Linked DNA regions of Homo sapiens: region 2 is linked to region 1. The links are chromatin loops, found by intact Hi-C in ENCODE. Cell type or tissue: B cell. All regions are shown on one strand. Links, peaks and the distances in the headings refer to the core of each region. The heading gives the core; the rest is flanking DNA.

The links. A loop is a pair of places that touch in the nucleus more often than their neighbours do. Peaks named below come from ENCODE experiments on the same cell type or tissue, not always from the same donor. Only the 100,000 strongest peaks of a DNase experiment are listed, where the experiment ranks them.
Region 2: it touches region 1 in a loop (9-fold over the local background); 26 of 110 quality-filtered maps call a loop at or near these places.

The regions. Positions count from the first base shown.
Region 1 is chr11:10,727,970-10,740,357 of GRCh38, forward strand. No RefSeq gene overlaps it. Among named protein-coding and RNA genes, the nearest start is that of CTR9, 17 kb to the right of the region's middle. In B cell, for the core only: CTCF peaks have their summits at 8,002 (motif pointing left) and 8,201; a DNase peak (open chromatin) is centred at 7,972; H3K27ac peaks cover 625 bases.
Region 2 is chr11:10,553,321-10,569,690 of GRCh38, forward strand. It overlaps LYVE1 (lymphatic vessel endothelial hyaluronan receptor 1), which reads right to left and starts at 15,345. Exons shown (of 6, transcript NM_006691.4): 1 at 15,128-15,345; 2 at 10,883-11,054; 3 at 10,620-10,759; 4 at 7,175-7,480; 5 at 6,496-6,574; 6 at 3,646-5,977. The coding sequence starts at 15,212. The coding sequence ends at 5,791. All of the region lies in intron 1 of IRAG1-AS1 (IRAG1 antisense RNA 1), which reads left to right. In B cell, for the core only: a CTCF peak has its summit at 11,535 (motif pointing right); a DNase peak (open chromatin) is centred at 11,591; H3K27ac peaks cover 387 bases.

The sequences.
Region 1 (12,388 bases), core at 6,957-9,456:
TACTTTTGAAAGATGACTCTCCTTTGCATGTAAGTCAAGAAACAATATCCAGACATCCCCCAAAGGACTTCCTCATGCAGATTCTCAACATTTTCTAGGTCCTGGACTCATTTGAGAATATGATTAAAGTTGTAGGTACTCTACCCAGAAAAAAAATGCACGAAGGCACATACACACAGCACTTGCATGTAATAACTTTAAAGATTGAAAGATGAATTAGATCCAAGCCTCTGCCTTCCAGGAGCTGACAGTCTTGCAGAAAAGGTAAACAACAATAAGCAAAATGCGTGTCAATATAGATGAGAAAGTGACTCACACTTTGAAGGGCTGTGGAGCTTATGTATTTTGAGTTCAGGGAGACGGAGATCAGGTTGTGAGGTAAAGAGCCCAGCAGAGGGCAAAGGACTCAGCCCTAATTGCTATTCAGGTGTACTCCAGCTGTCTGCAGAGGGCCTCTGCTCCTCAGTACCTAAGTGAGATGGCCTTAGACTTCTGAATCCCATGGACTGGAGATTCAACACCCTCCCCAGTACATCTGCTGGTCCCCTGGGAGGACTCGTAGTCTCCTGGTCTTTTTACCTCTCAAAACTCTGGCCTCCTCTCACATCCCTTCTGTCCCCATAGTACGTTCTCCCCAACATAAAATTCAGTCACTTCGTTCATTTCCACAACAAAAAGTTGACCACCGCAAGCATTTACACAGGCTTTGCAGAAAAATGGGGTGGAGGTGGGGTTCCTGGAAAAGGGCCATATAATACCACACCTCGCTTTTGCCATCTGCTGAGTCCTTCTGCCTTCTCTCCATACTTTTGTCTCTTTTCTCCTCTTTTTCAGGAGCAACTCAAAAAGTTCCTAAAGCTTTAGTGTGAGAGGACACTGAGGGCTGGGGTGGGAGTGAGGTGGGGGGTGTGTGAGTGGGGGGAACTACCCTCCTTGCAAGCCCTTATCAAGGCATCTTTCCAAAACACACAGACTGATTGCTCCAAGAGGAATTTGGCAATAAAAATCTCTCCATGCCACTTATATTGGTTAGCTGAAAAGACAAAATCCACTCTGGCCAGATTAAGCAAGAGAGGATTTATGACAGAGTATTAAGTGTCTTACAAAACTACTAGGAGGGATTTAGAAGAGACTTTAAGTTGAGATTTCAGCAAGGCTTACCCAAATGAAACCTGGGTCACGTGCCAATAAGGGGGCTGCTAGGTCGCCTCTGACCAGGACCGGCCCCCAGCAGAATGGATGCCCCTCGCCTCCCAACGTCATGAGGACGGTGACAGGGCTGCAGTGCCAGTCCCCTCACGGCAGTGCCCGCAGAAACAGCGGGAGCAGCAGGCAAGGGTCTTCGTTGGCTTCCGCCCAAATCTCACACAGTGCGTCTGATTCGCTGAGCCTTAACGCCCTCGGACCCCTGACCGCATGGGAATCTGGGAAACGTAGTTTTTAGCTTTCCAGCCTTCGCACTACCGGAGAGTTCACTAGAAGGCAGACGTAATAAAGGTTGAGTGTCAATCTACTGTGTACAGATAAACCACACCATATCATTTTGAATGGGGGGAGAGAGGAAGAAGGTGGGGGGGAGAAGAGAATTCGCTTTTATTAGGCACCTACTGTAAACGACGTAACTTATATCCCTCAATTCCTATAACACGATGAGTAGGCCTTATCACCACATTAAAGATATGGGAACTAAGGCTTACAGAGAATAAGGTTTTTTTGCGGGTTTTGTTTTTTTTTTGTTTTTTATTTTTTTGAGACAGGGTCTTGCTCTGTTACCCAGGCTGGAGTGCAGCAGCACGATCACAGCTCACTGCAGCCTCAATTTCTCAGGCTCAAGCGATCCTCCCACCTTAGCATCCTGAGAAGCTGGGACCACAGGTGCACACCATCATGCCCAGCTAATTTTTAAATTACTTGTAAAGATAGGGTCTCATAATGTTGCTCAGGCTGGTCTGAAACTCCTGGGCTTAAGTGATCCTCCCACCTTGGCCCCCCTAAAGCACTGGGATTACAAACATGAGCCACCACACCCAGCCCATACAGAGGATGTCACCTTTCCTCCAGTCACATCAATACAGCTGCATCCCAGGACAGTAGGGGAAACTCCAAAAATCGTACAAGCTAAGGAAAGGTAGCTTAGCTTATAGATCCATCTATTAGGAATTCCAAAAGTTCCACACGGTCCCCACTTTGCTGTCCTCTGTGCACAAGTTCCTCCTATTCTGACCATCCTGATCGTCTCAGGACCCACCTCGTCTTCCAGCTTCTGTCTGAGGCAGCCATCAGGGTGACACTCTGCTGGGCTGGCATGCCCACTGACACCCTTCCAGAAGCATAGAGGCAGCTTCTCAGAGGACTTCTTCTGGTAGGAGCTTGTGGCTGTTTCTTACAACATCATGGATGATTCAGGAACATGGGTGTGCAGTGGCTTCATAACTCCAATCCCAACCTCAGCCTCTGCAGAGCTGTCCTGCAGCCTCATTTTTGTCCCCCACACATTTCATCACAAGAGAGTAGTCTCCACCTTCCCCACTCAAGCAGTGGCTTTGGGTTTGAAGTCGGCTTGTCTGTCAGTTGCCAACCATGCTACAAACTTGACTAATCTCTGAGCTCCAACCTCAGGGCCCCCACTTGTAGTTTCTCAGAGAAGTCAGACTTGTCTTCCTCAGACGTATATGGGCCTCCCAAGTGGGCTTCAATTCCTCAGAACCTTCCTCGATGTTCTTTTGTGCAGAGAATAACAGAGGCCGGTCTCTTCACAAGCCTAACATGAGAACCTAATGGGGCCAGGCGCGGTGGCTCATGCCTGTAATCCCAGCACTTTGGGAAGCCAAGGTGGGCAGATTATTTGAGGTCAGGAGTTCGAGACCAACCTGGCCAATATGGTGAAACCCCATCTCTACTAAAAATACAAAAATTAGCCAGGTGTGGTGGCGGACACCTGTAATCCCAGCTACTTGTGAGGCTGAGGCAGGAGAATCGCTTGAGCCCAACCCAGGAGGTGGGGAGGTGGAGGATGCAGAGAGCTGAGATCTTCCCACTGCACTCCAGCCTGGGCAACAAGAGTAAAACACCTCGAAAAAAAAAAAGAACCTAATGGGATAATTATGAGATGCCCTCATACATGTTTAGACCTCAGTAAATCCCAATTGTTTGCCTCTACTCCCTTCCTGTGGTAGGCCACTTCTGAAATGGTCTTGATGATCTGGATAGTCATGAAACCGCCTTTGCAAAAATTTTAACTGAGAAATTTATGACAGTGAAAGAGATCTGACCTAACTGACTCCATCTTGCTTCTAACCTCCAAGCTGTCCGTGTTCATTCCTGGGCACAGGCCGAACTAACTTTGGGAGGAAGTCAGTTTATAGTTTAACTTTGAAATAAAGATGATAACAGCCCTTTCCCAAAACAAACCCCCTTCCTGCCTGGGAACTAGACTGCCTTTGCAGGACTAACAAATTTGCCACAAGATTAGAAATTGTGGTTTAGGAGTCATGCAGCTGGAGGCTGTAAGATTCTGAACCTTCCCAAATTGCATCCTGGGGCTAACATCACTATTGTAAAGCCTAAGATCAGTGTTTGAGATATTTTGCAGACCCTGCCCTCAAAGGATGAGCTGGTACCACCCAGATTGATAAACTGGCTCATCCAGTCATGTGGCCCCTACCCAGGAACTGACTCAGTGCAAGAGGACAGCTTCAACTCCCTATGACTTCATATCCCACCTGACCAATCAGCACTCCCCACTTCCCGACACCCTACTCGGCAAATTATCATTAAGAACCCCAATCCTCGAGTTTTCAGGGAGACAGCTTTGAGTAATAATAAAACTCTGGTCTCCCACACAGCTGACTCTGTGTGAATTAAACTCTTTCTCTATTGCAATTTCCCTGTCTTGATAAATTGGCTCTGTCTAGGCAGCAGGCAAGGAGAACCCAATAGGCAGTTACAGTCACATCTTGGTGTGTCCCCTCATGTGTGTGTGTGTGTGTGTGTGTGTGTGTGTGTGTGTACTGTACAGAGTGAGTTGCTTCTAACATAATAGGACTAAAGTGATGGGGTGTCACTTCTGAGATTAGGCTATAAAGGACTATGACTTTCATCTTCCTTGCATCTTCTCTCTCTCTCTCTCTTTCTCTCTCTCTCTCTCCCTGCTAGCTAGGGAGTCAAGGGGGGGTACCCAGGACACAGAATTGAAGAAGACACTCCTTCTCTGGCCCATGCAAGTGCAGGGTCAGCACCTGAGAGTGAGTGTCTCTTCAAATGCTGTGCCCCGAGTGCCTTGCCTGCCTCACCTTCCTTCTAGCCAGCTCCCAGGGCAGACCTGACCTGCACCCCTATCCCAGCCTTGACAATCTCTGAACAGGTCCTGGCCAAGCATGGTGATCAGATTTCCTACCTCCTCCAGCTTGATTTCTGGGCCAGATGTCAGAGATAGGGGGCACCCGGATCTCTGAGAACCAGCTCTTCTGTGCCAGGCTTCCTGGCACCGAAAAACCAAATATATTTCAATCCCTCTGTCCTCATGTCTCCATGATGGATACTGGTCTTTTGTATAGTCAGCAGGTCCTTCTCCTTTCATACCAATAGACAATGACAGAGGTAGTCCGAGTCGAAGCCCACCGCACTTCCCACCAGCTTGCTCCCAAGCGCCAAAAACAGAAAAAAGCACTGTGCATGAGCTGCTTTCCCGTGCCCTCTCAGTATGGCGTAGTATATGAGCATGGCAACGTTTACCAGGAGGGGATTTTAGAATGCCTCCGAATCTTCCAAGCACTATGTATTTTAATGTGTATGATGACAGCTATCATTTGAGGGATGCTAGGCACTATGCTAAGTGCTTTACTTGTGGTTTTTGGTTTGATTTCCTCAAAGACCTTAGGAGGTAGGTCTCATTTTTAAGGTCTTAATAGGTTTATTAACCTATTAAGTTAATAGGTTAATAGAAACTCAAGTCTTAATAGGTTTATTAACTTGTGTGAGATCACGGTTAATACACCGTGGCCCTGGGACTTGAATTCAGTCTAGCTGGGCTCTAAGCCTGTGTGCCCAGCACTATGCCACACTGCCTCCCCAGCAGAGTTTGACTTTCCAAGGCCCACTGGGCTTCTCCTTCCTACCATGATCAGAATCCTGGTATAAGAGTTTCTCTGCCAGGTGCAGTGGCTCACGCCTGTAATCCCAGCACTTTGGGAGGCAGAGGTGGGCAGATGACCTGAGCCCAGGAGTTCCAGACCAGCCTGGCCAACATGGCAAAACCCCATCTCTACTAAATACAAAATTAGCTGGGTGGCGGCTTGCACCTGTAGTCTCAGCTACTCGGGAGGCTGAAGCACAAGAATCACCTGAACCCCAGAGGTGGAGGTTGCAGTGAGCCAAGATCGTGCCACTGCACTCCAGCCTGGGCAACACAGTGAGACTCTGTCTCAGAAAAAAAAGAGTTTCTCTATTCTCCCCATCCCCCCTCTGTCACTCCCATGAAAGTTTAACTAAACATGAGAAGTTAAGTAAACATACAAATAAAACTTGCCTTCTACCTCTTTAACATGTCCCTTCCCGAGAAGCCCACCTAGACCAAATCACAGGCAGGAGGCCGCTATGGGGGTGGCAAATGGCATTCTGTTCTGGAAGGGCAACCACAAACTTTAGAGCCAAGAAGCCCTGGCTTGGAAGCCCAGTTCCACCCCTTTGTAGCTGAGTGGGTGATTCTGTCTCTGAGCCTCATTCATAATCTGTAAAATGGGGAAAGCAATGCTCACTTTTTAGGGTGCTTAATTCACTCATTAAATGAATACATTTAAATATATATAATATATACTGATATAATTGAATATATTATATATATAAATAATAATCCTGTGCCCTGAGAGCCACCATGTCAGCCTAGGTTTCCTGCTCTTTGAAATTTCCAAACATTGGCTGGAATCTCATCTTGGCCTCTGCAAGGAACAAGATCTATTTAGAGATTTGTTACAGATTTCAATTGTGTCACTTTCCTTTTTAAGGCAAAGCGGCTACAGTGGGCCATGGTTTTAAATACTATTTTCTTCTTCTCTGTTATATGCATAAGGCTCCAAGAACTGTGTCAGGTGCATGCGGTTACTTTGAGGACCAAGAGGACAAAGGAGGGGGAGGAAGGAGCAGTCCTCCTTAAAGAGGAGGCTGGACCCCTCCTGGGCTTTCCCATAAAAAAGTTCTGGGAGCAGTAGATCCATTCTGAGATTTTCAGGTATAAGAAACAGAAAATGGCCGGGCGCAGTGGCACCCACCTGTAATCCTAGCTATTCAGGAGGCTGAGGTGGGAGGATTGCTTGAGCCCATGAGTTTGAGCCTATAGTGAGCTATGATCATACCACTGCACTCCAGTCTGGGTGACACAGTGAGATGAAAGAAAGGAAGGAAGGAAGGGAGGAAGGGAAAGAAAATCCAACTTGAATGCCTTAAACAACCAAAACAATGTATTGGTTTACAAAATCTAAAGTTTAGAGGTAACGTGGGCTTCTGGCACGGGCTGTTGAGAGCTCCCAGTGTTTTGGGGGCTGCAACTCTGCTTGTCTGAAAGTTTCTCACCTCTGCCTCCCAGTCAGCTTTTTCTAAACCAGCCTTTCCTTGAGGTAGCACAAGGCAGCTGACAGCGTCCAGGGCTCAGCGCTTCCTCACTCATGTCTGGGGGATCAGTGTGGTTGTATGCCCACCCCTAAAACAATCGCAGTGGCCAAGGGAATGCCAAGGGGGCAGGGATTATGTTGATGGGTTTAGGCCAATTGGAACTGACCCCTGAAACTAAGAGTTGGTTTGATCCTAGACTTAAACCACAATAGGATGGGGGAACCTGCAATGGCAACTGCAGATATTCACCCCAAAGACCCTTCTTCAGTGTGGGTGTGGGTGTGGGTGTATTGTGTTGTGTCAGTGTGTATGTGTGATGTGTCAGTGTGTGAGGTGTGTGTTTGTGGGTATGAGAGTGTATTGTACACATGATGTGACTGTGTAAGCATGTATGTTGTGATTGTGCATATAAGTGTGTGTGTATGTTTGTATTAGTTGAGAAGACCATATGCTGGACTAAGTGTGCCTTGCATTATTTTTTAAAATTTTATTTTATTTTATTTTATTTCAATAGTTTTTGGGGTATAGGCGGTTTTTGGTTACATGGATAAGTCCATCAGTGGTGATTTCTGACATTGTATTGCACCCGTCACCCCAGCAATGTACACTGTACCCAATATGTAGTCTTTTATCCCTACTCCCCTCCCAACCTTCCCTCCACCCCCACCAGTCCCCATTGTCCATTATATAATTCTTGTTGGGGCCTTCCATTCTGACTCTGCTGCTACCACCTTGCTGGCCCCCAAGGGTCTCCCCCATCCCCCAACCCTCGCCCCCGTTTATGAGCAAAATCCCTTTTCCCCTAAGCATAGATGATAGGGTGGAAATTTTAACAACTTTCCTAACGAAAAAGGAGAAGAGAAAGGAAATCCATTCAGAGAGCATAAGAAACCTAGAAAATCATTTCTGACAATGTATGTCCCTGAACCAATTATGACCTCCTATTTCCCCCACTCAGCTGTCTCAGAGCCTTCCCAGCTCCCTGCCTGGCGCTAACTGCTGGAGGCCACCCTAGGACGTTTGTCCCCTAGCAGCCAAGGCCAAAAATCTCATTTGCACATTTGTACTCACCATTCCACCTCAGGGCCCTCCGTCACCCCCACCCCCGTCCTCTGTCCTCTCCTCCCGCCTCCTTGGAGAAACTTAGTGACATTTCCAACAAGGGCCCCACGGTAAGAAAGACGGCTTCCTTATACTCTGTGGTGAGGATCAGCACATGTAAACACAAATAGGAACGTTGCCTCAAGCGCTCCATCAGCGCACTCTAGAGTCCTACAAAGGATTAGACAAAACAAGGTCATCTCCCCGAGTCCCAGCCCAGTGCCTGGCCGCCCACCCCTTGCTCCGCCCAGGGCCTGCTCCCTCCGGTGATCCCAGTCCAGTGCAGCCCTCTGCTGCCCTCTGCTGGGCCCTTGCCTACACAGCCCCGGGGCTCACCAGCCACCAAGAACACCGGGGGCTCTTGGCCAACCTTTTCATGTTCCTCTGTGATCTGGAGGCTGGAACAGGTTCACCAATACTTTCACCCACCCATCACTTCTCAGTGTGCTGGAACCTGTGAACGGTTTCCTAGTCGTTCAGAGTCTCATGTCCTCGATTTTTTTTTAAAGCAAAACAGAGGTTATAATCCCTACCTCACAGGACCAGGGTGAAGATTAAAAGGGCTTATTCATTCATTTATGAGTCATATGTTTATTGCACCTCTACTATTTGCTAGGCACTGGGTTGGTACTAAGGATACAAAAAGAAACTATCCTTGCCCAAATGGCGCTCACTGTTCTGTATACACAAATACACAGTTGTGAATCATGATAAAGGAACTCAGTAAGATGCTGGGATAGACTAAGACAAGGGGAAGCTTCAGGGAAGATAAGGAGGCAACTTAAGCATGAACACGAGTCACATCCAAGGGATAAGGGGTTTGGGGTGGGTATTCCAGGGAGAGGCACAAGAAGGCTGTCGTGAAGGTCCCAGAAAAGGTGATAGAGGTAGGGAGTAGCTATAGCTGGAGGTTAGCCAGAGGGGGCAGGGCCTCGATGAGAATGGAAAGGGATTTGGACTCTATTCTAAGTGCTGTGGGAGCCATGGAAGGGTTGAGAAGTGGGGTTGTGAGGCGTTGGCTCACACCTGTTATCCCAGCAGCTTGGTAGGCCGAGGTGGGCAGATCACCTGAGGTCAGGAGTTCGAGACCAGCCTGGCCAATATGGTGAAACCCCCGTCTCCACCAAAAAAATTAAAAAATTAGCTGGGCATGGTGGCATGTGCCTGTAGTCCCAGCTACTCAGGAGGCTGAGGCAGGAGAATTGCTTGAACCCAGGATGGGGAGGTTGCAGTAAGCCAAGATCACTTCACATCACTGAGTGACAGAGGGAGACTCCGTCTCAAAAAAAAAAAAAAAAAAAAAAAGGCCCGGCATGGTAACTCACACCTGTAATCCCAGCACTTTGGGAGGCCAAGTCAGGCAGATCATGAGGTCAGGAGTTTGAGATAAGCCTAGCCAACATAGTGAAACCCCGACTCTACTAAAAATATAAAAAATTAGCCAGGCGTGGTGGCAGACACCTGTAATTCCAGCTACTCAGGAGGCTGAAGCAGGAGAATCGCTAGAACCCGGGAGGTGGAGGTTGCAGTGAGCAGAGATCATGCCATTGCACTCCAGCCTGAGTGACAGTGTGAGACTCAATCTCAAAAAAATAAAAATAAAAATTTAAAAAAAGAAGAAGTGGGATTTGGAGATCATGCCCTCCAGCTCTCCGTACCACACCAGCTCACCAGTGTCCTGCAGACTTCTTCACCTCCACCCATCTCGAAATGCTGATGCTCCTCTGGGCCTGGTCCTGGGCCCTCTTTTCTTCTCTCTCCACACTCTACTTCTCCTCCATCATCTCCTGCATTCCTGTGATTTTGAATAACATTCCTATTTGGATTGGTGTCTCCACCTAGACCCCTCCTTCTGGCTCCAGATCCACACATATCAAAGAACCACCTGCCCACTCTCAGCTTTTGGATTTCCCAGATCTGTCAAACTTAGTGTCTCAACCCTGATTTAATCCTGGCTCTGTCACTCCCAAACCTGCCTTCCCCATCTCAGCAAATGTATCACTTGCTCACTTGCTGAGACTTTATAATATAGATAAGCCCAAATATTTACACATTTACGCACACACACACGTTTTTTTGTGGAGACAAGGTCTTGCTAAGTTGTCCAGGCTGTTCTCAAACTCCTCAGCTCAGATCATCCTCCTGCCTCTGCCTCCCAGAGTGCTAGGATTGTGGGTGTGACCCACTGCATCCAGCCGATGATATTTTTTAAAGTTCCACATCTGTCCCCTCCACCTCCACATAACAGCCAGAGTGACGATGTCATCCTCTGGGAAATTGGAGTATGTCAGTTTCCTACTTCAAATTCATTAACTGCTTCCCTTTGTGCTTAGGACAAAACCAAGCTCCTTACCATGGTCTACGAAGTCCTACAAAATCTGGCCTAGCTTCCCCATCCCATTTCACATCCTTCTCTCCCTCGTTTAATGTGCTCACCACTGGCCTTTTTTTCGTTTAACCTCCTGTATGCATGCCAAGCTGTTTTCTTCCTCCAGCTCTTGTACATGCAGCTTCCTCTACCTGGAATGCTCCTGCCTCATCTCTGTAAAGCTGGTTACTTCCTACTCTTCAAACGTCAGCCTACCTGTCACCTAGTCAACAAGATCTTCTCCATTTGCCCCATCCAAAGTATGTCCACTTCCAGGTCTACCCTGATATCAAAACATATTTTGAAACTCCATTAAGTAAACCAATTTGATATAAGAGAAGAAATCAGTGGAACCAAAGAAAAATCAGAAGTAGACTCAAATGTACAGGGAATTTAGTGTAAAGTAAAGGTGAGATTTCTAATTACCTGGGAAAAGAGAGATTAGTAAACAAATGGTGATAGTACAGCTGGTCAGTACCTGTTAAGATGACAAGGGCGAGTTCCTCTCTGACTCCTTAGCCTAACAGTGTTAGTGAATCAAATACTTGTAAAAAAAATCATAAAATATCTTAGAATGTGGATCAATTTATTACAAATCTAAGAAAGGTGAGGACTTTGTTTGAAAAGCCCAAAACTCGAAGCAATAAGGCAAAAAATTAATAAGTTTGTCTAAGTAGCAATCTAACTTTGGTACAAAAAAAGAAGGAAAAATAAAACAACTAAATCAAAAGACTCAGTTCAAAAATAAGGAAAACAGTCCCAGCACCTTGGAAGGCCCAGGCAGGTGGATTGCTTGAGCCAGGAGTTTGAGAACAGCCTGTACAACACAGTGAGACCCCCTATCTCTACAAAAACAAAAACAGGGAAAATATTGAAAACATATTTGTAAAAGAGCTTTTTTTCTTAACATAAATAGAACTGACACACATGAATGCAACAACAACAAAAAAGAACAAACTAATAGAAAGTTGTGCAAAGGATAGAAATGGTTTATAGAAAAACAAATTCCAAAGACTGTAAACATATGGAGAGATGCTCTACTTGAGGTATAGTAGAAGAAATGCAAATCAAAATAGTGAGAAAACGTTTTCTTTCCACTTAAACTGGTGAAAGTCTTCCCGAGTGCTGGCAGGAATATGAGGGAAGGAATACCGCCACCCACTTTTAATGAGAGGGTAGTACAACTGATGCGATCTTATTGCACGTTACTTTGACAAAATCTATCAAAATGTAAAAGGCACATATCCTTTCACATAGCAAAGAATTTAGAAATAGTTTATTATAGCTACAAAACTGAGCCATATATATGTACAGGAATCTTCATGGCAGAATTTTTATAAAAGCCAAACCCAAAGTGTTCATCAAAAGTACCTAAATGATCCATCATCCATCATCCACATGACACAATACCATACAGTGATTAAAGAGAATAAACTAGGCCAGGCATGGTGGCTCACATCTGTAATCCCAGCACTTTGAGAGGCCAAGGTGGGAAGATTCCTTGAGGCCAGAAGTTCAAGACCAGCCTGGGCAACATAGTGAAACTCCCATCCCTACAAAAAATTATTTTTTAAAATTAGCCAGGCTGGGCATGGTGGCTCACACCTGTAAACCCAGCACTTTGGGAGGCCGAGGCGAGTTGACCACTTGAAGCGAGAAGTTTGAGACCAGCCTGGCCAACATGATGAAACCCCATCTCTACTAAAAATACAAAAAATTAGCCAGGTGTGGTGGCACACGCCTGTTATCCCAGCTACTCCGGAGGCTGAGACACAAGAATCTTGAACCCGGGAGGTGGAGGTTGCAGGGAACTGAGATTGCGTCACTGCACTCCAGCCTGGATGACAGAGCAAGACTCTGCCCACCTTCCTCTCCACAAAAAAATTAGCCAGGTATGGTAGCACATGCCTGTAGTCCCAGCTACTTGAGAAGCCAAGTCAGGAGGATTGCTTGAGCCCAGGAGTTCAAGACTGCAGTGAGTTATGATTGCACCACTGCACTCCAGCCTGGATGAGAGTGAGACACTGTCCAAAAAAAAAAAAAAAAAGTAGTTCTGGATATGTGATGTGGAAAGATTTTTAAGATATGTTAAGTGAAAAAAAAAAGCATGGTGTAGAGGACAAATTATCCCCTTTGTATAAATTATAACACTGACACATAATGTAGGTAGATGCAATTTTTTTTTCTGGAAAGAATCACAGGAAAGTATGCTTTTAGGGAGAGAAAATTGGATGAGAGGGAAGAAAATTGAGTCTCTGTTTTCATTTTCTATCTTTCTAAAGTAAAGTTAAAGGATTTGAAAATTTTTACCTT
Region 2 (16,370 bases), core at 10,582-13,081, 170 kb before region 1:
CACTATTTTCACATTTTTTTGGTAAATTTATTCTGAAATAAGTTTTTTTTTTTAAAAAAGCAAATAGTCTTCTAGATGCTAAAGGAGGAAATCTTAAATCACATCAGCACCGTTTGGAAATGTGGGCATTTCCTGAGGAACATAGAGAGAGGAGAGAATTCCTATTTGATTTTAGTATTACGAAAAATGCTCTTAGATCAAACTTGACCTTATATATAGACTATTACAGGAGTAACCCACTAAATTTTACTTATTTTAACTAGAAAATCCAACTAACAAAGAAGTGCTTTCCCTCCTGTTTAGAGGCTATGATATTACGATTATATAAATATTAATATATTGGTTTTCATCCACAGTTCCTGGCTCATAACTCCCAGAGTCCTTGTTACAGTCTTTTGTTACAATGTTGAGGTGCTTTAGGGCTCAGGAGCAGGTCTCAGGAAACAGAATCTCTCTTTTTTTTTTTTTTTTTGGAGACGGAGTCTCACTCTGTTACCTAGGCTAGAGTGCAGTGGCACGATCTTGGCTCACTGCAACCTCCGCCTCCTGGGTTCAAGCAATTCTCCTGCCTCAGCCTCCCGAGTAGTTGGGACTATAGGTGCACACCACCGTGCCTGGCTAATTTTTTTGTATTTTAGTAGAGACGGGGTTTCACCGTGTTGCCCAGGCTTGTCTCGAACTCCTGAGCTCAGGCAATCTGCCTGCCTCGGCCTCCCAAAGTGCTAGGATTATAGGCATGAGCTACCGTGCCCGGCCAACAGAATCTCTTTCTCTGACCTTCTCCTGTCCTCCTTTTACCTGCTCCAAGGCAGGACTCTAATCTGATTGTGGGTCAAAAGACCCTCATTGCAGACAGAGTCCTGCCCCATAATCTGGAGGATGAAAAGCTGCACAGAGAGGCCAAGGAGAACCTGAACAGGCAGGCCTTGCTGGGCTTCCCAACTCAGTCTATTAGTATGAGGTCATACCCTTTTTGTCCAATCACATTTCTACACAGTTGTCAATCATGCCTATGTAAAAAACAAAAAGGACAGGGTTTGGAGAGCTTCCGGATGGCTGAACACATGGAGGTTCCTGGAAGATGGCGCGGGTATGGAATCTCTGCACCCCTTCCTCCCTACCTGGCCCTATGCATCTCTTCATCTGTATCCTTCGTAACAACATTTATAACAAACCTGTAAATGTGTTACTCTGAGTTCTGTGAGCAGCTCCAGCAAATTAATTGAACCCAAAGAGGGGGTCATGAGAACCCCTACTTAAAGCGGGTTGTCGGGAGTTCTGGAGGCCCAGTCTTGTGACTGGTGTCTGTGGAGTGGGAGGCAGTTTTGGGGACTGAGCCCTCACCCTGTGGGATCTGACGCTACCTCCAGGTAGATAGTGTCAGAATTTAATTAGAGGACACCCAGCTGGTGTCTGCGGCTTGTTGTGTGGGGAAAACCCCCTTACCTTTTGTCATTGAGTTCTTTTGTTATTGAGTTGATGACTGTTGTGGTGGTGTGAGAGCAGAGGTAAAACAAGGCTCGGGAGTTTTTCTGAAACAGAGGCTTAATTTTTTTTTTTTCAAGCATGATATTTATTTTTTGTCTTTTTTTATTATTATACTTTAAGTTCTAGGGTACATGTGCACAATGTGCAGGTTTGTTACATATGTATACATGTGCCATGTTGGTGTGCTGCACCCATTAACTTGTCATTTACATTAGGTATATGTCCTAATGCTATCCCTCCCCCCTCCCCCCACCCCACGACAGGCCCGGTGTGTGATGTTCCCTACCCTGTGTCCAAGTGTTCTCATTGTTCAATTCCCACCTATGACTGAGAACATGTGGTGTTTGGTTTTCTGTCCTTGTGATAGTTTGCTCAGAATGATGGTTTCCAGCTTCATCCATGTCCCTACAAAGGACATGAACTCATCCTTTTTTATGGCTGCATAGTATTCCATGGTACCTGTGTGCCACATTTTCTTAATCCAGTCTATATTGACGGACATTTGGGTTGGTTCCAACTCTTTGCTATCTACAACTAGAAATACCATTTGACCCAGCCATCCCATTACTGGGTATATACCCAAAAGATTATAAATCATGCTGCTATAAAGACACATGCACACGTATGTTTATTGTGGCACCATTCATAATAGTAAAACATTTTCTTTTTGGTGTGAGAGACCCTCCCATTCCTTAGTAAAAACGTATTTACTTGCATGTTATTATTGTCCTTACAAACTTGTTTTTCCCTAGAGCAATTGATTTTGCTTTAGGTACTAGCTGAAGGTCTAGAGGCAATACAATTTAGGATCCTTGTCTAGAAATCAATATGATTCAATTCTTTTCAAGCCAAATGATATCTGTAGACTCCAGTTGTGTGCAAGCCCTGTGTGGAGCCTCAAGTCATCTGCGTTAGTCCAGCTTCCTATTCTTGGAAATCAGCTTTGCTTGATTGGACCTATATTGGCATGTTAATGTTTGATGGTGGCCTGGCCTTTATAAAAGCATACAATTTTGCAGATGACTCCTTCTCAGGATAGAGTGTCTTTGCTCAAAGGAGTGGATTTATTCTGTGTGAGCCAGGGAGGCAGGCATGAAGAAGGGGCATTCTGAAAGGGCAGGGAAGATCCTTTGCACCAGCTGAAAATGCCATCACGTGGCTCTCCACCTGCCTCTTTTGAAGACTGGCTGTGGCGAGGTGGACTGTAGGTCTGAAGTGGGGAGATCTCTTGCATTCTTCCAATTTCTCTTTGTTCAGTGGAGAATAAAGAAAATTTAAATAAGGAGGAGATTTCTAGACCAAGCCCTAACTTTAGCTACCTGTGACATTGGTAGCTTCATTTTATTTACTCTGTGAATGAAGGGTTTAGAGGAAATTATTCTGGATCCTTCTGAGCCTTATATTTTCTGACCCTATGAACTGGCTCAGGTAGGTCTTTGTTGAGGCTGGTGTCTACATCAATGAGGAGGCAGTTCTCAAAGTTCTTTAGTGGTTCTCTTTTTCTCCTTGTCATTGCCAACGGATTTAAGATAGATTCTGTGAAGTTGACACAGGAGTCCTAAGTTGTTTTCCTTACTTCACCCCTGTTGTTTGTGTTAAGTGTCCAATCTCAAGCTTGCATATTGGAATAGTTTACATTTCTATATTGTCATTTGCAAGAGAAGCACTGTGGAGTAGGGAAAGGAGCATGGGCTTTGCAGTCACTCTGACCTTTACCATTTAACTAGACCTGTGACCTCAGAAAGTGATTTAACTTCTCTAAACATCCAGTTTTCTAATTAATAAAAATGGCAGTAATTATCCTCACCTCTCAGGGAAAGTGTAGAGATTAAATGAGGCAACATGTAAAATGACTGTCACTTAGTAGATGCTCCATAAATCAGCCAGCCCACCCTTCCTTCCTTCCTTCCTTCCTTCCTTCCTTCCTTCCTTCCTTCCTTCCTTCCATAATCATGGAAGTTACATTCTTATCAGTATGTTTGCACATGATATTTGGGCTATTGAGTGATTTTATGTGGCTGGGCAGGGTTTTCTCCTCCCCACTTCCTCCTCCTGGATACGGCACAAACCTGTTTAACAGGAGAAGGTGGTAGCATTCTAATATGTAGTAGATGCCCACAAGATGGGAGATGTGGTGTGGGAGATCTGTTTTTTTTTTTTCAGCTAACACACAGAGGGAAGATCACTACTTAGGCGCTTTCCCTCTTTTCTTCTTTACTCCCTGAGAAATGGATGAAGCTGATAAAGCTTAAGGACTGACAAACCAGTTTCAAACTCATAGACCTACTGGGGCAGGCAGGTGATATATATGAGGGACGTGGGCTGGGTGTGAAGAAAAGGCCACAGTGTTACAAAGTTCATAGGAAAGGGCACCTTTACTTTGGCATGAGTGTGCAACAGAGAGTCATGAGGACTGTGGTGAAACAAAAAGAGCAGACCCCATTGAAAGGGGACAGCTGCTACTCAGTATCAGATAATGATTGCTATGAGGGAACATGGGTTCTTTACTTCCAGATCTTTCCATTTTTAGAGGGAACCCAGAAATGTAACCATGTGAAATCTCTTGATTTTTAATGCCTGGAAATGAAATCAAATTTTAAGATTATACTCCGTGGGCCAACCGGAAAAGATTATGCCAGCAGGTTGTGGCATCTGGGCCGAAGGAACCACGGAGCTGTGGGGTCACTGGTGAGGGGAAGAAGACAATTAGCAGTCTAAGCGGGAGGGAAAGAGAAAACTAGAGAAGCAGGGCGGTCAAAAGTGAGACGAATGAGCCATCCTGGATCTCTGGCTCCCTGGTGAATTCTGAAATGGATGGAAATGGAGGGCCAGCATCTCTAGTAAAGGACTGTTTAATGTGTATGTACTTGGCCAACTCAAAATAAAATGTTTGGAGCATGAATAGCCCCATATGATATATGCTGTTTGGTTGACATATGCTTGTATTTTAACAACCAACATTGTCCCTTTTATTTTTGCAAACAATATGATATGATCTGGTCCTCACTTTAATTTTACATGAAAGGTATAATGCATCTACGTAAATAAGAAAGCAAAGAAGTTTTCTAAATGCTTTAATTTTTTGTCACAAATATTTCTGCATCTCTCAGTCCCTTCTTGTTGGAAAAAGGAGGGCTAGTGATACATTTGTTAATGGCACTTTTAAAATGTGCTTTGGTATATAGAGGTAACAATGTACTTCTTAGGTATGTTAATAATAAATTAAGGTTATAATGGTTGCCATATTAGAGAAAATGAATAAGATTAGTCTCAGCAAAAATAAAAATTAGTTTGGAAGTAGATAAGCTAGAAATATCAAAACTGAAAAAAATAGCTTCCCAGATAGCGTTCTACTATGTGCAATTTTTTGAGGAATAATATTCAATTACAGAGTGTAATACCTTGCACAGCACTTGACATATAGTAGCTATTCAGCAAATGTTTGTTGAATTTTATTACTTTTTAAACAAATTACTGAGTAATCTTCCTTAGTAATCATTTCTGTAACTCAGATAAAAATAGAAATTTATAAGAGTTTTTATTTTTGTTACTTGTAAAAGTATATTTCCTAGAGAAAATATCAGCAGTGGTAGAGACCAGAAAAAGTAAGTGTGTGTGTTCTAAACAGTGATTCCAACTCAATGTGTTCAGAGAAAACACTTTGACCCTGTCTGTGTTTACAGTCCCTGCTGACAGTGTACTGTCGTATCCTCAGCCTTGTTCTATTTCTTTATTTTAGCTTTACAGAGATTAGGTCTCAAGTTATGAGAATCTCCATGGCTTTCAGGGGCTAAACTTTTCTGCCATTCTTTTGCTCTTACCGGGCTCAGAAGGACATGTCAGGTGGGATACGTGTTTCTCTTTCAGAGCTGAAGAAAGGGTCTGAGCTGCGGAATCAGTAGAGAAAGCCTTGGTCTCAGTGACTCCTTGGCTTTCAACCCACCTAGCCTCAGACAGCCAGGAGGCCTTTTTACCACTGGATACTGATGAGATGTTTTAGGTCCTTGCACTTTGCAAAACTCCTTTCTCCCAGTGGGATATTATTAGGACATAGCCAGGCTAGAAAGGCCGTGGGAAGCTTTGGAGGTAGGAGGATAGGATCCAGACAGGGTTACAATAAGGAGAAGGGCATTCTCTTTGGTGCACTCCATAGTCCAATGGCAGTCCTGAGCTGATTCCAGTTAGGAACCAAGGGTGGACTTTCTTCTTTGGTTCTTTGGCCCTTTTGATTTCCCCAGCTGGGGCAGGGTAAGGAGCATGAAAGAAACCAGCCTCAGGTGTGTCTCCTCATTTCTGTCTCATCTAAACTTCAGCTTCCAGGCATCGCACGGTAGTTTTGCTTGGACTCTTGGACTCTTCTGGGTTTTTATCAGTTTTCTTTGATTCCTCATTAGGGTTGCTATCATTGGCCTTCTCCTCCTTTACTACTTTGGTTTCGATCATTTCCTTCTGCTGATTCTTGTTTGTAAAAGGGAAGGCCTTCACATACCTTTAGGCAGAAACATGAAATTAAAGTGAGAGACTCTCACACATAACGATAGATAACACTTTTTGGCCATGGTACATATTGGCACAGTACACTGGATACCTTTATTTCAGAGTGATGCCAGCACATGCATGCTCTAATACATTAAGACATCACCACCTTAATGGATTCATTTAAATTGGACAATATGTTTGCAGGCCAGACTTTAGGCTGACCACATAACTCTTCCAACAAAAACAAAGAACCAAAAATCAAATAAAGCATATAAATTTTCCCCAGATGTCAATTTTTTTTAATTTCTTGATTTTCAAAGGACAGTCATTGACTGATGGCTGGACGACATGCATGTCCTGAAATAGAAAAGATTGGGCTGAAGGGAAAGAGATGAGATGAGGGAGAAATTTATATCAGAGGACTGCTATCTCCATTTTGATCAGCAAAATGCCAACAGTGACCCTGAAAAAGCACAGGATAGAAACATGACAAAGATTACAAGACTAGCAGTGCACCAACAACCCTACCTTTTGACATAGCAAAATCCAAGACCAGCTGCAGCACCAAAGAAGAGGAGAGCAAGCACTAGCAGAGCCGTGGGGACACCTGCAAGGAACAGAGACAAGGCCTGTTGGTCCTTCACTTAAACATTGTGTGTAATGCTCATTGCATGATCCAGGTGATTGAGACAGTAGACAGTACAGGAGAAAAACCTTCTCTGTAGCCCTTTATGATATTGGGCCCACACCAGCTTCTTTGCTTCATGCTTGTAGAATCATTGGCCTTGCTTCTCACACTCTCAATTCTATCAGTTGCAATATGACAGAGTTCATTTCTCCTCCATGGCCTTGAGACCTACTCTAGTCAACAAGCCTGCCTGAGAAAGAGATGACTAGAATAAAGTCATAGGCCTTTAGGGTATATATTTTAAAAAGAACTTATGCATAGGAACAGATAGTGATTTATTTTTAAAAGTCTTGAGTTTTCAACAGTGAAATTCTTTTATACTTACACTTTTTAGCTTAATCACTAAGGTTCTTTACAGCTCTCAGATTCTATGACTTCATGAAAGTTGAGTTTGTGTTAAGCTTTTATTAGTATTTGACAGGTCCTGAGCGCCTCATCTAAAGACAGGCAGGATTCTATGAATTATCTGTTATACATGAACATACATACACACGTAACATAGACACAGAAACCATTTACCTCCAAACCCAGCAGCTTCATTCTTGAATGCTGCTTTATTTTCAACAAATGGTTCAGTTTCTGTAGACATGGTGCTAGTTTCCATAAAAACTTCTGTGACACAAATCAATTTTTTTCTCCGTGGAATAGAAGTGGAAGCTGGAGCAGGAGGAGTAGTAGTAGGGGCAGGTATTGTAGAGTAAGGGGATGCCACCGAGTAGGTACTGTCACTGACAATAAATTCTGTTGTTTGTGTTGCAGTTTGAGTGTTGAATATGGGATCTTTGGTGGTGATAATTTCTGGAATGCACGAGTTAGTCCAAGTATCTGTTGGGATAGGGAAACATGGAATAAAAGTATTGCAACAGCCTCCTAACTGTTCTTCTTGCCTCTAGTCTTACTACCTCCAAACCCCTTATACCGCAGCTGGAATGGTCTTTAAAAAGCAAATCTAACCATATCACTTTCTTCCTTAGAAGCCTTCAGTGGCTATCTTTGTTGTATGGCCTACAAGGCCTTCTGTGATTTGGCCCCTGCTAACATGCCAGCCTCATCTGCTCTTTTTCTCTCATTGCCCCTGCCATACTGAAATTACTTGAAATTCCTTGATACACTTTATCTTACATCCAAGCCTTGCACCACGATGCTTTATTCACCTTTATGACTCTTTGCCTCTCTTTATTTAGCTTACTCTGACTCATCCCTCAGGTCTCAGATTGACCCTGTCTTTCTCAGGCAGACTTGTTGACTTGATTGGCATATGTTCTTGTACTTCCTTGTCACAGTTCTCATTACACTGTTCCCCACTGGACTGCAAGCTCTCTGGCAGCAGAAACCCCGTCTGTCTTGGTCAGCATGGTATGAGCACTGTGTGTGGTACATAGCACATGCTCAATAACTATTTGATGAATAGGGAAGGAAGGAAAAGGGAAAGGAAGGAAAGTATAGATTGGAAGACCAAATATACACATGTGGTGTCACTTCAGGACAAAGATATGCTAAGACCTGATATTTCTGGGCTCATTAAAAAAAGAAGTGAACAAAAAGGGACCAGGAGAGGGATAAGGGTTTGCTTTCCAATCTGTTGCATGTGCTAGAGAGGAAACACTTGTTAAAGCATCTTAATCTGAGTTGACCATGGCAGTAAGTGTTTAAATAGGTATCTCATTGAACAATATTACTAAACCCTTGTTTACACAGGAGGAAACTGAAGTTTAGAGAAATTGAATAACTCGCCCAAAGTCACAGAGCTAGTAAATGGCAGAGCCATGCAATATATTATAATATAAATTTGCATCTATTTTAAGTCCCTAATTATTTGTGGCAGTGGGTAGCATCAGCTGGGGTTGGGGGGTGGGCTAGCAGAGGGATAGCATTAGAAGAAATACCTAACGTAGGTGACGGGTTGATGGGTGCAGCAAACCACCATGGCACATGTATACCTATGTAACAAACCTGCACATTTTGCACGTGTATCCCAGAACTTAAAGTATAATAAAAATAAAATAATAAAATAAAATTATCTCTGGAAAAAAAGAAAAGAAATACATGGGATGGGAGTACAAGTTAAATGAAACCATGAGGAAATAGACAAATCCAAGTCCTCTTCCTCTGGCTCTTCTCTGTTTAGTCAGAGGGCTGGGTATCATCACATTGCCAGCTGGCAGGAAGGCAGTTAAAAAGCAAAGCCATTTGACAGGCATGGGCTGGCTATGAGGTATGCAGGCATATGTAGCTCACCAATTCCCCAGCCAGTGATGATAGACCAAAGAGGCAGAGAAGGGAAGGAAGATGGGAAATACACTGTTAGGAGAAGCCCTATGTTTCAGTCTTGATTCTGCCACTAACTGACCGTAGGACCTTGAACAAGCTAAGCCCGTGTTCTGAACTGTAGTTGTTTCATCCATGAAGTGAGGGAACTGGTCAAAGTTTCTCCATGGGCCTTTTCTGTGCCAAAGCCCTCTGGATCAGGGAACTACTTGGATCCTATATTGCCTTTCTGGGACAGTTTTTGCTAATATTGGCTGGTGCACATTTATCTCTCGGATCTTCGAGAATGATCTTGAAATCTATCCTGTGTATGACCTCTCAGCCACCTAACCTTCAGAAGGTCAGATAGATGAGTATGTGTGAAAAGTAATAATCAGACAGGGGTCCTTATGACAAACTGAGAGCAAGTGAGTATTTAGTAAAAGAAAAACTTTAGGAGAAGTACTTAGGTGAAGCACTTGGGCTAAGGCAGCCAAGGTCTTCAAGCAAGGTTAGTGGGTGACTTCATGACCACGAACAAATCAGTGCTGCCCTCCAGGTGTCAATCTTTTCCTTCATAAAGTGGAGACTGGGTCTGGTTCTTAAAATTATAAAGGAATGTGGAACAGTGGAAAGAGTGCGGTTTCAGAGTTAGACCTGAGTCTGAACCTTTACAGTAATGAGACGTTAGACAAATGTGTTTACATCCTTTGAACTCGGTTTCTTTTTTTTTTTTTTTTTTTTTTTTTGAGACGGAGTCTCACTCTGTCGCCCAGGCTGGAGTGCAATGGCATGATCTTGGCTCACTGCAAGCTCCGCCTCCTGGGTTCATGCCATTCTCCTGCCTCAGCCTCCCGAGTAGCTGGGACTACAGGTGCCTGCCACCACGCCTGGCTAATTTTTTGTATTTTTAGTAGAGACGGGGTTTCACCGTGTTAGGATGGTCTCAATCTCCTGACCTTGTGATCTGCCCGCCTCGGCCTCCCAAAGTGCTGGGATTACAGGCATGAGCCACTGTGCCCGGCCTGAACTCGGTTTCTTTATTTGCAAAGTGGGGATGATAAAGCATATCTCATAGGGATCTGTAGATTCCATATAGGTGGAAGCAACCAACCTTGGATTGAAAATATTTGGGAAAAAAAGAAAAATAACAATACAACAATAAAAAAGCAAATAATACAGTACAATGACTGTTTACATAGCATCTACATTGTATTAGGTATTATAAGTAGTTTAGAGATGATTTAAAGTGTACAGGAGGATGTGTGTAGGTTATATGCAAATATGACCCCATTTTATATCAGGGACTTGGGCATCTGTAGATTTTTGTATATGATGGGGTGCCGGAACCAATCTCCCACTGACACTGAGGGACGACTGTGCATCACTTTGTCCATAATGGATGCATTACATACATCTGTACCTTTGTTCCTTCCCTTCTGCCTGCTTATCTTATAGGATGCAGGGATGGTGGCAGTGGTAATTGAGCCTCCTGAATGTCTTCTCGTGTGTTGCCATTCAGTTATATCTCTCCTAACTTTTTCCTTTGAGGGGCATATTGCCACCCCTAGCCTGGCCAGAGAGACAGTGTCGGGAGAATTAGATGGCCGTGGCTGTGATTGCTTCTGCTGCTGCTCAGGGTTACTCTTCCCAGACAGGTCTCAGAGTGAGAGATACCCAGAGAATGCCACGTGGAAAGGTTGCAGATCAGACTCACCAGATGAGTTGTAACAATAGGCTGCAAACTGTCGGCTCACTGGAACCTTCCAAATCAGGACACCCACCCCATTTTTCCCACACTTGGGGTTTGGGCTAATCCTAGAGATGACCACGAATCCATCTCCAACCCAGCCATAGCTGTAAAAGAATACACACTAGTTGAACAGAAAAATGATTAGAAGGCTTCATCTCTATTGCTGAACAAGAACACAGAGCTAAAAAAGAACTCCAGCAGTGACAGTGAAACCAGCTTTTTCTCACCTGCAAGTTTCAAAGCTAGCTTTCAAGGCTGTTTCAACTTGGTCCTTGCCGGCCAAACTTAGTCCCAGCAGCCTACAGGCCTCCTTAGCTTCTGTGAAATTCAGCTGCTGGTTCGCCTTTTTGCTCACAAGGGTGATCCCCATAATTCTGCATGACACCTGGATGGAAAGCTCTGCAAAGGAATCACATAGGTCCTCAGTTTGCTGCTGTCCTTGTTTCCAGCCCTTAGACTCTCCTTCCCAGCAGAGTATATCGTCCTGATGCGCAGGGAGGTCTATCTGGCTGGGACTGGGGTTTAGAATAACAGGACACAGACCAGGCATTTTCCACAAGGACCATCTGCTGGGCTAGATGGATGCTTGTTCTTGTCCAAGCTGTAAATGTCGCCCAATCAAAATCTATCCCATCCCACTGCATTAAGATGCCTTGCTCACCATATAGGGGCTTTGGCTACCTGTTGTTGGGGTGCAGTCTAAGGGATGCAGTTACTGCAAACCTTTCTGGAGTCTGTAAAATGAAGCATCTGAGACTTTGAGAAAGATAGAATTCAGGGCTCTAGTTCATAGAATAGTTAGCAATACCCCAAACCAATGTGGTTTGGGGACACTACTATTTGTGAGATGGGCTGAAAATGTCACACTTGTTATAAAAGAATGTGAGTGCTCTCAGTTCCAGGTCTTTTGGCCACTGGGGGACAGGCTTACTCAGAAGTTCCTGGAGGAGCTGGCAGTAAACTTTGAATGGCAGAAAAACTAAATGAAGAAAGCAGAATTTTAGAGTCAGACTTGGGCTTAGATCTAGCATATGTCATTTGCTAGCTCTGTGACCTTAGCCTAGATACTTCATCTCTTTAATCTTCAGCTCTTTGAGCCTCCTTGTTTATAAATTCAAGGGAGTAACAGTGTCTACTGAATAGGGTAGTGAAAGTTAAGTGAGTAAATTCTAATACAAATGTTTAGCATAGTGCCTGCCACATGGTAGGTGCTTAATAAATCCACATAACATTATCATTATCGTTAAAGCATTTTGGTTTTGGTCTGCTAATGATTGATTACCCCACAGAAGCTGAGGCTGTTGAATAGGTAAGATATGAATAATATTTCTACTCAAAATCTAATGGATTTGGGAATTCTTTTGAACCCTTTTCTCTGGGTTCTGGGATGTACAGACCTGTATAAAATTGCCAAGTTGTATTGTATTCAAATACATTATTCCTACTGGGCTTCATCCACAAACATCCATAAAAGGGCATTTAAATCTCTCAAGTAATTGCTTGTACGCAGCTCTGTGTATTGGATGCTCAGTCAAATGCTTTGACCACTTCCTAGGTTGATATCTAATGGAAGTTTCTTTTTGAAAACATGGAAGGAGCATTTCTAAGTCCTCCATATGAACCTTGCTGTGGTGGCAGATTAGGAGCACACACTCAATTATGCCTGATTCTAAAACCCCAGTTCCTCTTTTTTCCTTCTTCTTTCCCAAGAGATGGATCTTGCTATGTTGCCCAGGCTGGTCGTAAATTCCTGGGCTCAAGCAATCCTCCCACCTCAGCCTCCCTGAGTAGCTGGAACTACAGGTGTGCACCAGTATGGCCAAGCAAGAACCCCAGTTCTTTTTTTTTTTTTGAGACGGAGTTTCACTCTTGTTGCCCAGGCTGGAGTGCAATAGCGTGATCTCGGCTCACTGTAACCTCCACCTCCTGGGTTCAAGCGATTCTCCTGCCTCATTCTCCCAAGTAGCTGGGATTACAGGCATGTGCCACCAAACCTGGCTAATTTTGTACTTTTAGTAGAGACAGGGTTTCTCCATGTTGGTCAGGTTGGTCTTGAACTGCCGACCTCAGGTGATCCACCCACCTTGGCTTCCCAAAGTGCTGGGATTACAGGCGTGAGCCACTGTGCCTGGCCCTTTTTTTTTTCTTTTTTGAGACAGAGTCTCGTTCTGTCACCCAGGCTGCAGTGCAGTGGCGTGATCCATGCTCACTGCAACCTCTGCCTCCCGGGTCCAAGCAACTCTTGTGCTTCAGCCTCCTGACTAGCTGGGACTACAGACGCGAGACACCATGCCCAGCTAATTTTTGTATTTTTTGTAGAGATGGGGTTTCACCATGTTGGCCAGGCTGGTCTCAAACTCCTGACCTCAGGTGATCCACCCACCTCGGCCTCCTAAAGTGCTGAGATTACAGTCATGAACCACCGTGCCCAACCCGGCCCCCAGTTCTTAACAATGACACTGTTTTACCTTTCACAGTGCTATAAGGAAATGAACACACACAGACACACACACACCCCTAGGCTGAACTCCCTGAACACACCGTTTGCTCTGAAATTTGGCTCTTTTAGCTCATGAGCTTGCTATTGCTCAGGTCTCTTATAGCTACTTCTTTGGGAATGGATTGCAGAGGTTTATTTGTCACATTATCAATTGGTCTTACTACCCTCTCATCATATGTCATTTGTACTCTAAATACTATTATTTAGAGGAGTGATAGACTTATTCTAGGTGGATAGACTTAGCTTTGAATATTTTTTCTATTGTTAACTGGCTGTTGCGACATCAGGCAAGTCAGCATTCTCATCTGAAAATGGGGATGGATATATCTTCTTCACATGATTTTTATCAGAATTAAATTAGATAACTTGTACCTAGCAGAGGCGGGGCCCAGTAGGAAGTCAACAACATTAGTCATTTTATGCTTTCCTATTTCATTTAGGGATCAAAAGAGGGAGCTGGAATTTAAGGGAGTACTCCAGTAACTCCTTCCTTAAGATTTCTCAGGAAACAGCAAACATAGTAGAAATAGTGTATGCTTAGGAGTTAGATATAAGGATGTGGAATCAGATAATAGCATATGCTTAGGAATCAGATAGGGCTGAATTCAAACCCAATATTTATTATGTACTGCCTGCATGACATTGGGCAAGTCACTTCACCTATAAACTGTCTTTTTGAGAGGATTAAATGAAATTGTATATACACACCTAGCTCTGGATCACTATATACTTGGCCCTCAAATATAGTTCCCACCCCTATTCACTTACCTTCATCAACTACTTTATTCTGCAGTCATGGTTATGCTGACTTTTGGTTGTTTCCAAAAATGTAATTTCCCTAGAAAATCTTTTTCCCTTGCTGAGGATAGTCCAGAGTGTGATGGAGTCATTTTCAAAAAACAGTGTCCAATAGTTTGAATAATGGCAGCATTGTGGGGAAAAATAGTCTCCCCAGAGGATTTCAAAGAGGACCAAACTTATTTGAAAGTAACAGTATTTTAAAAAACTAATCATATAACTCTGACCTTTCTTATAAAATGTAATGCAACAACATATAAATCAACTCTGAATGTCTGTTTCTAGCATATTTTATATCTCAGGTCATCTTCCAGCATAGGAACACACATTTTCCTATTAAAGTGCTCAGATTTTCATTTGCCCAGAGCTGCAATGAGTGATTTGTGGTTACAATTTTTTTGCCTACAGTGCAAAATGAGGTTTCCATTTAGGCATCTCAAAAGCCCAGCGATCACTTTAAGTCATTCCTTTAGTAGACAGCCGATGGCTTAATTTTCAAACTTATATTTTTACAGATTTTTTTCAGCTAATTTGCTATTTACTGAATATTTTTTTAAAACATTGCACCTCATTCATGGTATGATAAAATCAAAATTAAAATAATTATGCTAACACTCCCAAAAAACATAAAAACAGGCCAATTTTAGTGAAAGTTACCCATTATTCCCAAGCTTAGTGATTGCTTTAAATTTTTTACAATCATGGTTTGCGTCTTCAATGAAATACTTAAAAAAAAATTATTACTTCTGGATGCAGTGGCTCATGCCTGCAATCCCAGTACTTTGGTAGGCTGAGGCAGGACGATCACTTGAAGCCAGGAGTTCAAGACCAGGCTGGGCAACAAAGCGAGATCCCATTGCTACAAAAAATTTAAATACCACCCATACAAAAAAGAGTAAAAATCAAATGGTTTCTCTTCAGTGTTTTATTTCAAAATGTCCTCATTAAAAATATTCCATAACCAAAAGTAAAAGTCCAGATGATACAAACGTAAATGTCAATCATTTTGGTGAAGTTGACAATATGGTGGTACATTTTTGGCAGAGCAGTACCACCAATTAGACCTGCTGTTGACACTGAGGGTCACCCTCATTCCCAGAAATCCATAGTCAACAGCTTAGGAGGCTTAGGACTGAAGCCTTGCTTCAGTTTGGAAATCTGGTGAGAAACCTACCTTCTGCACGCAAAGAGCCTTGGACCAGGAGCCTCGTGGTCCAGATGGAAGTGAGAAGCAACACCAGGCTGAAGCACCTGGCCATCGTGCCTACCCCTTCAGAGCCAGGGAAACACCTCAGATGGCCACTGGTGATATGAGAGGCAGATGCTCAATAACTAGTCCGGATGGAGAGTTCTGGAACTATGTTGAGGCTCACACTCACTGCTCCACTTCATAACCGAGACATCCGGATTTCCCTGCTTTCAAGCTTCTGACTTGTCAAGGTCACTGGGGGAAATGAATGACGTCCCTTGAACGCCCAGGCTGTACTTTGTGGATGGCCTTCTGGAAAATTTAGCTAATGCTGACTCAGAAAACACACAAATGAGGAAGGCAGATAGCACAGTGTGAACTGCTAAAGGTTCTCCCAATTCCCATATTCCCTGCTGTTCCTCCTCCCCCAGCAGCTCAGTTCTCACACCATTCACTGTTACTGCCTGTGGAGTCCATCGTTTATGTACTCCTAGAAACATCTCTGTCCCTAAAGGAGACTGAGCATAGGTTGTGCCTCTTTTCCTCCCGCAATCAGTGATTTTTCCACCCAGCTGTTCGGCCTTGTGATCTGCAGGGTATGATGCTGAAGCTCATGAAAGTAAATGTCCACTTAAATACTGAGTCTAGAACCTTCTGCCTTCCTTTGAGTCTCCTTTTACACATTTGAAATCTCTACACCACTACAGGTGATTCCTTTTTCAAAGAAACCAGGCACATATAAACATTCACATTTACATAACACAAGTAGGAGGGCAATTTACAAAATTAAACATTTTACACTTTCCCCAAGGATTTTTAACTTTACAATAGTAATCACCACAGGGGTCTTTTATGAAATAACTTTCTCTTAATAACTCCTTTCATATTCTGGTAGGCCAGAATTCAAGTCAGACTCCACCTTTGTTGTTCGATGAACATGAGGTTTATCTGTGCTGTGTACCAGCAGAGTGTATTCTATGTTTTTCCAGCCGGATTTTCAGTGGTTTTTGCTTCATGGTAATTATGGAGTTCTGGCTTGTAAGCAATGTCTTGGGCAAAGGTTTATGAGATTTTTCCAAAATGAATGTCTTTTATAGGAAAAGTATATGGATAACGAATTCTTTTTTATATAAGTGGTACTGGTCATAAAGTTAGATATTTGTGTGAAAAATATCAATAACAAAAAGAGAATCTGCTCTAAACAAATGCAGGGAACTTCTAAAAGACC